Linked DNA regions of Homo sapiens: region 1 is linked to region 2. Evidence: chromatin loops called from intact Hi-C (ENCODE). Cell type or tissue: prostate gland. All regions are shown on one strand. Links, peaks and the distances in the headings refer to the core of each region. The heading gives the core; the rest is flanking DNA.

Evidence for each region. Hi-C counts contacts between places; a loop is a spot of excess contacts. Peaks named below come from ENCODE experiments on the same cell type or tissue, not always from the same donor. Only the 100,000 strongest peaks of a DNase experiment are listed, where the experiment ranks them.
Region 1: a loop joins it to region 2, with 2.4 times the contacts of the local background. A loop is called at or near these places in 16 of 110 quality-filtered maps.

The regions. Positions count from the first base shown.
Region 1 is chr7:111,842,096-111,847,479 of GRCh38, reverse strand. DOCK4 (dedicator of cytokinesis 4) reads left to right here. Exons shown (of 53, transcript NM_001363540.2): 24 at 354-481; 25 at 2,583-2,717. Among named protein-coding and RNA genes, the nearest start is that of DOCK4-AS1, 36 kb to the right of the region's middle. In prostate gland, for the core only: no CTCF peak of the experiment used is centred there; no DNase peak of the experiment used is centred there.
Region 2 is chr7:112,402,515-112,407,898 of GRCh38, reverse strand. No RefSeq gene overlaps it. Among named protein-coding and RNA genes, the nearest start is that of IFRD1, 45 kb to the left of the region's middle. In prostate gland, for the core only: no CTCF peak of the experiment used is centred there; no DNase peak of the experiment used is centred there.

The DNA of each region.
Region 1 (5,384 bases), core at 325-5,324, 560 kb after region 2:
AAAAACAACCAAGTCCTCTTCTACCGTAGTAGAAAGTCAGTAGGCGATCTATCTTAACGAAAATTCAGGAAACAGCAAGAGAAGCATGTAATTTAGAAATTTAGAGGTAAAACAAATAATTTTAGAAAGATATCTATTTCACCTAAAAGTGTCAAAGGCCTCCTGAGGTAGGAATTGTGCATTAGGGAAAGGAACTGCTGTTTTTCAATATAAACCTTGTAGAACTAATACCTTTGTAACTACATGTGTTAATAATTTAGCAACCAAAATTGAATTAAAAGTAGATAAGGATTTGCCCTAGGTATTGCGTGGGACTCCAACAGATGTGACACTAATGACTCTTCTCTCTTCAGATTCCCGATACATTCTTCTGCCTGTCGTGTTACATCACCTCCACATTCACTTGCAAGAACAGAAGGACCTGATCATGTGTGCACGTATCCTTAGCAACGTATTTTGTCTTATCAAGAAAAATAGCTCAGTAAGTAAATACAGGTCATAGTATATAGCTCCCTTCAAATGGCTTCTGGAAATAAACTTGTAATAGTCTACAAAGAAACCGCACTAAAGAGGAAGCCTCTGAGACCCACTTTTATTTCCAGCTGGGCTGGACTTTTTGCTTCTCTTTGGAAGGAATTTTTTTAACCTTGTGGGATTCTGTAACCCCAAATAACCTGGGTTCCCCAAACTTGTATTTCAAGGAAGAACTGCATACTGAGTGAGAAAAATGAGAAATCTCAAAGCCTCCCACGTGTGTCTTTAATCTTGATATGATGACTGCTCTGTGGCAAGAATAAATTACTGCTTGCAACATGAAGTCGTTTTTGATCCATTCTGTGAAAGGCTACTTCATGATACTCAGAACTTGGCTGTGGTCCTTGGGCCGGGTCCCCTGGAAATTGCAGAAGCAAAGGACAGCCCCAGGAGATTAGGGGTATCTTACAGTATAACCATTACTTGGCCCCACCAGTGATCTCCAAATTGTTATGGATTTGGGGATTCCTATCAACGTGCCTGACTCTTGATGCAATGCAATTGCATTAGAGAATGCACTGCAAAATGAGAAGAATCACATGCTTGCTTATAAATGGGACAACTCAGAGTATTTGTGTTCATGGCTCAGGGGTCTGGTGTGAAATCCACATATGGAGAATATCCTGTTCCACTTCTGCCAATATGCAACTGTTAACCATTTTGCTCATCGGTAACAGGTTTTATGGAGCGGAGTTTGGCAATGAGTGCCAAGAATCCTGTTCCTCTGCTTCCCTATTACCTTTATGCTACAGTTTCCCCAATTTGTCACTTACGATCAGCTTCTGAAGATCAGTGAGGTGGGATGGGACCTCAGTGGAGTTGTTGGAGATAGAGCCCCAGTAGCGTGGGAACAGAGTTGGCAGTTGAGAGAAAAAAGCTAGAAATTCTGCCTCTGGAAGTGTAATAAGAGGAACCTGCATGGAACAAAGCAGTTGACTTTTTCCCACCCCCATGATCCAGGCCCCAAAGGTGATCTGGAACTGAATAGAACAGTGGTGACAGAAGGCATGAATTCAGTTTTAAACCCGCCTCTATAAAATTATATAAAGAATAACTATGCTATGCCTAGTTAGAATCGTTTTCCAAATTATAATTGCTGAGAGTAAAATGTAAGTTAGATAGTTCACTGCACAGAACCAAAAACAGCAGAAGAGAAATAAAAAGAAATCACCTCCACAACTTCTGCTCTGTAAGACATTCAGAGCAGAAACCAAGTCACTGGAGGGAAAATCTTGGTAGTTTTCTTGCAAGTGTAAGAAAATTTATCATAAAATCCTAGCCAAAAAGCTCTTTCAAACTCGTACTTTCTAAAAGTATTTTTTACAAAGAGTGATCTCCTTGGTTAGAAGCATTTGTACATAGAGTTTTGTTTTGTGCAGGTGTAATAAGAACCCAACTCCACATACAGTCAGTGCAGAGCAATTTGGGTTTCTCTTGCAAGTCCTGGGGCGTGGATACTATTAACTTTGCATCAGGAAAGCAGTTTCCACATGGCCACTGACCTTAGATCCACTCTGTAGCTAAGGGTATTTGTCTGGGCCAAACACCATTTCCTAATATTTACATGCAAAGATTTTTAAAAATCATTTTTTATAGGAATAGTCATTTGTACTTAAAGTTTCGGAAAATGACTGATGTAACTCTAATATTGAGAAAAGTAAATATAAGCACAGTCTGGAACCAAGGAATCATAGACCAAGAACAAGGATGGACTCTCAGTGAAGATTCAGGCTCAGAGAGGCAGACTGACTTGCCTGAGGTCACACACCCTGTTGGGAGCCTCGCTGGTGTTCTGAGTTAGTCTGGTGTGCCTTCATGATATCACCCACCTTTTTACTTGTATCTCAGGTATCCATTGCACCACTGAGTTGTGTACTCTTGGGTAAGCCATTAACTTCTCTGTGCCTTTGTTTACTGTAAAAGGAGATCATTCACTTAGGTGAAATCCATGCCTCAAGTTCTCTGACTCTTTGATTTCCCCTTTTCTGTTAGATTGAAATGCATGTTAAACCCCAGTTTCCTGAACATATTATTTTTTTTCTCTTAAGGAAAAATCTGTGCTGGAGGAAATAGATGTGATAGTGGCCAGCTTGCTGGATATTCTGCTGAGGACCATATTGGAGATCACCAGCCGACCTCAGCCATCCAGCTCAGCAATGCGGTTCCAGTTCCAGGATGTCACTGTAAGATCATAGAGCAGATGGCACGTGGAACAGGGCCTGGTTATGCTTCAGTCACGTTGCAGGTGGCTTGATGTTATAATCTGGAAAATGTGGCCTTAGGAGAGTAACCCATCAGCATTTCAAAATCATATGAGGTTACCTTAATTTTACAAGGAAACCAAGATATAAAACATGTTTGTTAAAGGAACTTGGAATAAGCAGTTTTTAATTGCAGAAAGCCAGCTTTGATATTAGTCATACCATGCCCGGTTTAAATTAACCCAAGATTTTATATTCCAAGTCAACTTGATGACTTTTTATTCTCTTATCATCCATCAAATTGCTTGAGGAAACGAGAAGAGTGAAACAGAGTAATAGGAGTCAGGGCCCTGAGTTTTCATTCCAAATTTTTCACTCTGACTAGTCAGAATCGTAACTTTTCTAGGCCTCAGTTTTCTTAGCTAGGAAATGAGAAGGTTGGAATTGGCAAAGTTTTTTTTCTTTTTTTGAGACGGAGTCTCGCTCTGTCTCCCAGGTTGGAGTGCGAGTGTGTGATCTTGGCTTACTACAACCTCCATCTCCCGGGTTCAAGTAATTCTCCGTGCCTCAGCCTCTTGAGTAGCTGGGATTACAGATGCCCGCCACCACACCCGGCTAATTTTTGTATTTTTAATACAGACAGAGTTTCACCATGTTGGTCAGGCTGATCTCGAGCTCCTGACCTCAGATGATCCACTTGCCTTGGCCTCCCAAAGTATTGGGATTACAGGTGTGAACCACCATGCCTAGCCTGGAATTGGCAAATTTTAAAGTGCTTTGAAGCTGGCTTTCTGCAATTAAAAACTGCTTATTCCAAGTTCCTTTAACAAACATGTTTTATATCTTGGTTTCCTTGTAAAATTAAGGTAACCTCATATGATTTTGAAATGCTGATGGGTTACTCTCCTAAGGCCAGATTTTCCAGATTATAACATCAAGCCACCTGCAACGTGACTGAAGCATTTTGAGTCTAATATTATATCTGTATTTTATATTCATGTAAAACATTAAGAAAATAATATTAAGAAATAATACATCTGGCAGTTTATATATGTGTATCTATTTATATATATACAGGAATATAAAATGGTATAGCCACTATGGAAAATAGTAGCTCTACTATATATACAAGTTATGAATCGTCCACTTTCTCAATACTCTCATCATCATTTGGTGTTACCCGTTTTTTTGGAGTGGAGAGCATTCTGATAGCTATGTAGTGATATCTTATTGTAGTTTTAATTTGCATGTCCCTAATGACTAATGATGCTGAGCAACTTTTCACATACTTATTTGCCATCTATATATCCTCTTCAGTGAAATGTCTTTTCATGTCTTTTTGCCATTTTTTACACTGGATTGTTTTTTCACTGTTGAGTTTTTATTTCTTTTTATAATATGTGGTTTGCAGGTATCTTCTCCTACTCTGTAGCTTGTTTTTTCATCCTCTTAACAAGCTTTGCAGAGCAAAAATTTTTAATTTCATTTAAGTCCAGTTTATTAATTTCCTTTTATAGTTCAAGCTTTTGACTCTTTTTGCCTAGCCCTGTATCTTAAATGTTATCTCCTAGTTTCTTTCCTAAAAGTAGTATAGTTTTATATTTTACATGTAAGTCCCTTAACCATTTTGTATGTGTCAGATAATTCTAACAATCTGACGTTGCAGTGTGGACATCTATTGATTGTCTTTTTCATTCAATTTGAGGTTTTCTTAGTTCTTGATAGGATGTGTTATTTTCTCTTATGACCAAGACATTTCTATATTATAAAGCTCTGGATCTTACATAAACCTTCTGTTTTAGCTGGCTTTGTGTGATACCACTCATCAGGGGAACAGTGCCTACATGTTATGGTGAGACAGTGATAGAAATCCAGGTTCGCCACTTGGTTTCCTTTGACAGCTGAGGCAAGAGGGCTTCTTGTTACTGCTGGGTGAGGTGGAAGTTCTGGCTCTGCATGTGGTCTCTACTGCCAGTGTGGTGGGAGTGGCTTTGTTACTGCTGGGCCATGGTGACCGTCCTGACTCTCTACTAGGCCTCTTTGACACCACCCCAGTGGGGAGGGAAAAAATGTGACTTGTTACTGCCAGTTGTGGGTGGAAGCCCAGGCTCCTCCCATTGTTTTCACCAACACTGACTCGTGGGTATGAAAGTACCTGCTCCCTGTTTGACCTTCTCTGGCTCCACTCTAGGAGAGATGTTGGGACACCTCACTACATCCTCATGAGGGTGGAAGTCTAGGCTCCTCACTCAGCCTTTGCAGTGAACAGGTGACTGAGGACAAAGTTTTCTGTGGTGTTCAGCTAGAATAGAGCAACTGCGGCTAAAAGCATTGCCCTGCAGGGCTGCCCTTTCCTAGTCCTTTGGCTGGAGAAATAAGGTTTTTTGGGACTTTTTCTTTTGTCTACCAACTATTGGTCTTTCACAGTTGCTGGCCTCTTCAGCCCCATCTTTGAAATATACGAGGCAAAAAAGAAAATCCAAAGAAATCTACACCGTGCCCTTGCTCAGGTCCCAAGGAGGTTCTTGGCCAGTCTGCCCTCTCTCCCCTCCTGTCAGAGTCTTTTTCTGTTTGTTTTATATTTGATGTTCAGGTTTTTAGTTGTACTTAGCAGGAGGAATAGGGGAGAAGTATGGCTACACTTTCAAC
Region 2 (5,384 bases), core at 186-5,185:
AATAGAATTGCATGTCCTAGGGCCTTGTTCTCCTAGGTCTGCCTTTCAAGGAAGAAAAATGTTCAGAATTGGCATATGGGAGTGAAAGGGAGGGATTGTGGCTTCCAATACATAGTAAGGTTGGTCAGAGCCAGAGGAGTGAATCTTGGTAAATCTAAACAGATCAAATAGAGTTCAACTTAATCATTTCAAGATTTTTTTTTTAAGGTCCTGAATTCCCATATTTCAGTTGACATCACCCTTGGAATTCTACAAAAATATGGGGGTTTCTGGTCCCAGGGCTTCTTCGCCTTTGCAGGGAGAATGGTCAACAGTACCAAAGCAAGGCCACTGGAGTCCCAGACAGAACCATTAGCTTTTTCTCATTAGCCATTCAGCCATCTTCAGGATGTCACAATTGAGACCTGTGGGGCACAATTATGAAATGTAGGAAAATAAGACCAAAAACTCTTGGGCAATGTTTTTGTCAAGTAACATCTTAAATCTCACATTCATCTAAGAACTTTGCCTCCCACTTCTTGTTCTTATTTTTCATAGCATCTGTAACATTTCAAGAATAGGCATGAAAAATAAACTCCTTTTATGCCCTTTAGAAGAATCATTTCAAAACCTGCTTGGTAGATATACAGCAGTGATTTAAAATGGAATATCCACCCTAACTAGTATTCTGTCTTTTGGTGCAGGGGTGATCCACCACCATTATTAGAGGATTTTTGAGCTGATTTACTTTTCACCAGTAGTGGTGATATGTTTAGACTCATCCACTCAAGACTCCCATAGTAAGTGCATTTCGCAAGGCAGCCTGCTAAGCTTAGAAATATAATCAAGCCCTGAAGAAGAGAAAATCCACATAAGGAAACAATAATTATTAATAATATTTATTGAATTATTGGTATGTGCCAGGACCTGTTCTAGTGTTTTATTTACATGCATAATTGCATTGAATCATCACAGTAGTTTAACGAGGTAGGAACTATGTATCCCTCCTTGCTATGGATGAGGAACCAAAGGCACGGAGAGGTTACATGACTATTCCAAAGCCAAACAGCTTGTAAGTTTTGCCATCTGGAGGCTACCCAGCAGGGACTGTTATTTTGTATTCATTAGCACTGTATTCCCAGTAAGAGTACTTTCTGGACACAATCAGTTTGCTCAGATATGTGCAATTCTAAAATTTCCCCAAATGCCTACCCCACTGCCAAGCATTTAACCTTCTGAAAACAGTGTCACAGAGCCAGGTGGGTCTAAGTTAATGAAAATCTTGAGGGTGAGTTCAAGTTTTGCAGTTAATATTTCTGAATGTGCACTATCCTGTTGGACATCTTCTTCAAGTAATAGCTAAAACTGTGTCTTAAGAGCAGGTCAGTTGTGTGATTTTCCTCTTTTTGACCATTGAAAAATTTAAATGTGTCAGTTATGGACTGATTACAGTTTACCGTTCAGTTTCCTCTAAGTACGATGTACTTTCCTGCCTTATTACACCCACTCTTCCTTCATTGCTGGCTTCATTATTGGCAACATTCACACCAAGTACTATCCCATTCTCCTCCCCCTGCCCACCTGAGACTTCATTCCTTCCCCCGACACCTTTCTCTGCTCATTTCACCCAGCATGGGGCAGGGGCCAGGGTCCTAACACTGTTTCAATCAATCTGGATAAAAATTATAGGCTTGCCTTTTTTTTTTTTTTTTGAGACAGGGTCTTGCTCTGTCACCCAACCTGGAGTGCAGTGGCATGAACACGGCTCACTACAGCCTCGACCCCCTGGGCTCAAGCAATCCTCCCTCCTCAGCCTCTGGAGTAGCTGGGACTATAAGTGTGCACCACCATGCCCAACTAATTTTTGTAATTTTTTGTAGAGACAGCTTCTCCCTGTTTCCCAGCCTGGTCTTGAACTCCTTAGCTCAAGTGATCCACCTGCCTCAGCCTCCCAAAGTGCTGGGATTACAGGCATGAGCCACCATGCTTGACCTACAAGTTGTAATTTTGAATCAAGCCTATTAAAATCAGATTTCTGAGAGAAGATGGACATAAAAAGCAGGCTGTTGGGGTCAGGTTGCTATAATTTGGGCGGGTGGTCCAGGTCTGTGAGAAACAGAAGCTCCACAGGCCTTAATATTTGTGGGGCTTAGGGCCAGAGTAAAAATTATTCTTTATTCTTGTTTCAAAATATTTTATTAAAATTCAAAGGAAAATACTAATTATAATGAATGATTACAAAAAATGTTTATTGTGGTAAAAACATAATGTGAAATTTACCATCTTAACCATTTTGAAGTGTACTATACAGTAGTGTTAACTGTATGCATCTTGTCCAACAGCTCCCTGGAACTTCTTCATCTTGCAAAACCAAAACTCTATATCCATTGAACAAAAACTACCCTTTTCCCCCTCCTTCCAGCCCCTGGCAACCACCATTCTACTTCCTATTTCTAACAGTCTGCCTGCTTTAGATGCCTCATATCAGTGGAATCACGCAGTATTTGTCTTTTTGTGACTGGCTTATTTCATTTAGCATAATGTTCTCAAGGTTCATCTATGTTGTAGCATGATTACCCAAATTTTAAATCAAACTTATGTAAATCAACTTGATGTTTTAATTTAGTTTTTTGAAAATATTATGAAACCTCATTAAATATATTTATAAAAGTAAAATTACTCACAATTTTTACAAGCCATGAAGGTGGGCCCCTCAGAGCCCCCTTCAAAGAGAAAAATGGCCATGAAGTGTGCAGCTATCTACAGTCTTGAGCTACAGAGACCTTAGGATTTACCTGTGTGTTCAAGCTGAGGCTTGAACTCTTCCCAGGGAGCTATTGGAGGCTGCAAGGCAGAGGTAAGAGAACTGAGCCATTTCTGCTCAATACAGGACTCTTCTACTGGCAGTCTTTGTGCCTGAGCTCCCTGCTGGGCTGGCCAACACTTTTTCAGAGATGTGTTGCAGTCTGAGGGTCCTCTACCCCAATTCCCCTCCTTCCCTCTCTCCATTCACAAGTGTCAGACACTTGTGGTCTGAAGGCTTCTCATGCCCACTCCTCTTCCCTCCTCCCTTTATCTTTCATGAGCATTTCCCAAAGAAATCTCTTGCAGTTCTGACTCTGTCTTGCCATGTGCATTCTGGAAAACCCAAACTGGTACAATGTTCTAGCATTCTGTTTCCATTTAGTTGACAATGTGAAGAATTCATATTGCACTTTGCTCATGTTACAACAGGCCTACATATATACAAGTTTTTTTAAGTAATATGAATTGATACTACAAAATATTCCTTGGCCACCATATACAATTTTTGTGAATACTGTGCTCTGGAACCACAGATGGGAACATGAGGAGAAGCAAGAACATGGACACTTGGCACTACTGAAAAATATTTTATTGTGCAATAATCTATTGCATTCAGGTTATCTGAGAGGAAGCATTCAACATGTTAATTGATTTTATCTTCTCTTTTCTAAGTATTTCTGCTACTCAAATTCTCACAACAAAGGTTCTTAAAAGTACAATTCTATATTTATTTTGATTTCATCATAAAAAGTCCACTACCAGCCAAGATGGAGTAACAGAAACCATATTTACCCACTCACCTTAAACAATTAGGAAAAAATGGACAAAATAAATGAAACAATTTTACATATTGGAGAACAGGCAGCAGGGCCTTGCTCTCTGAGAGAAAAAAAAAAAACCCTAAAAAGGGAGCCCTACAGTTGCACCAGTTTACTCACTGGAGGCAGTTTCTAGGCTGCAGTACAAAAAGGGGAAACTCAAACAGACCCCAAAAGTCTTGCTGTGTTGCAAAGCAGGTATTGTCCAAGGCAAGAAGAATTTTTAAGACAAATTACCAAAAAAGAGGGAGCTTCTGAAAGAGAACAAGCAAGCTACAGAGGAGTATGCTCAAGTATTTGGCTGAGTACTACTCTATGTGTGTGAAAGGAAACTACCCAAGGCCAGCAAAGGAACCACTGGAAATGAGAAGGCCTAACAATTCCAAGAGCTCACACAGGGCTGAGAATGGTTTGTGTTGCACAAGCCTGAGTGGAAAGGTTCTGCACGACATGGGCACTGGATAGAGTCTTCAAAAGTATTCCACCTTAGTTGGAGGGCTAAATTATCCTAGACTGAATACAGCTCTGGACCTGCCCTAACAAAGATTATAAGAAAGATTTGAAAGAATCCAATTGATTCTAAGTTACCATGTGCCAGAAGAAAATGTAACACTATTTAAAGGAATACAGCAAAATCAGATCTTCAAAAATGTTCAATATCCAATCATCAATTTTTTTTTTTTTTTTTTTTTTTTGAGATGGAGTCTCGCTGTGTCGCCCAGGCTGGAGTGCAGTAGCACGATCTCAGCTCACTGCAAGCTCCGCCTCCCGAGTTCATGCCATTCTCCTGCCTCAGCCTCCCAAGTAGCTGGGTCTACCGGCACCCACCACCACGCCCAGCTAATTTTTTGTATTTTTTAGTAGAGACGGGGTTTCACCGTGTTAGCCAGGATGGTCTTGATTTCCTGACCTTGTGATCCACCCGCCTCAGCCTCCCAAAGTGCTGGGATTACAGGTGTGAGCCACCGCGCCCGGCCCCAATCATAAATTATTAGCATGCAAAGAAGCAGGAAAATATTATCTATAACCAGAAGAAAAACTATGCATGAAGCACAGAGAGAAAAAAGACTAAGAAATACACACAGCATCAGTGACTGTGAGCAATATTAGGGATTCTAGCATGTGTGTAACTGGGGCTTATATTACACATGTTAGAAAAAATACGGGGATATTTGATGATACGATGATCAAATTTTTTCCGAATTTGATGAAAACTGTAAACTCACAGAATCTCCACAAACCCCAAGCAAAACATAAATTCAGAAAATAATGCCAAGACAAATTATAGAACATTATGTACAAAGAACAAAGATAAAAATGACAGCAAACTTCTAACCAGAAATCATGTAAGCTGGAAGAGGCTGGAACAGTATCTTTAGAGTACTGACAGAATAAACTTTCAAGCTAGAATCATTTACCCAAAGAGAATATCAGATAATGAAAAGCTAAGAGAATTCATTGCCAGTGAATTTATAAAAGAAATATTAAGTGAAGCTTTACAGGCATAAAGAAAATAATATTCATTGGTTTTAGCAAAGCATATCTTCTATGAATTGATATAAACTCCTAGAGATTAAAGTCATACACACATCTCTTACATTTTAGAAGGTATGTATAACAGCCCAATTTTGCCAAATAAACAATAAACTCAATTCTCACCTGTAAAATTGACTTTCTGTTCATTAGTTTAAAGAATTCGGAGAAGCAGAAATTAGTTTACTATTTAATTCACTGAAAGAGAGTCTACTAGATGAAATACATTGAACCTATGAAAATAGTATG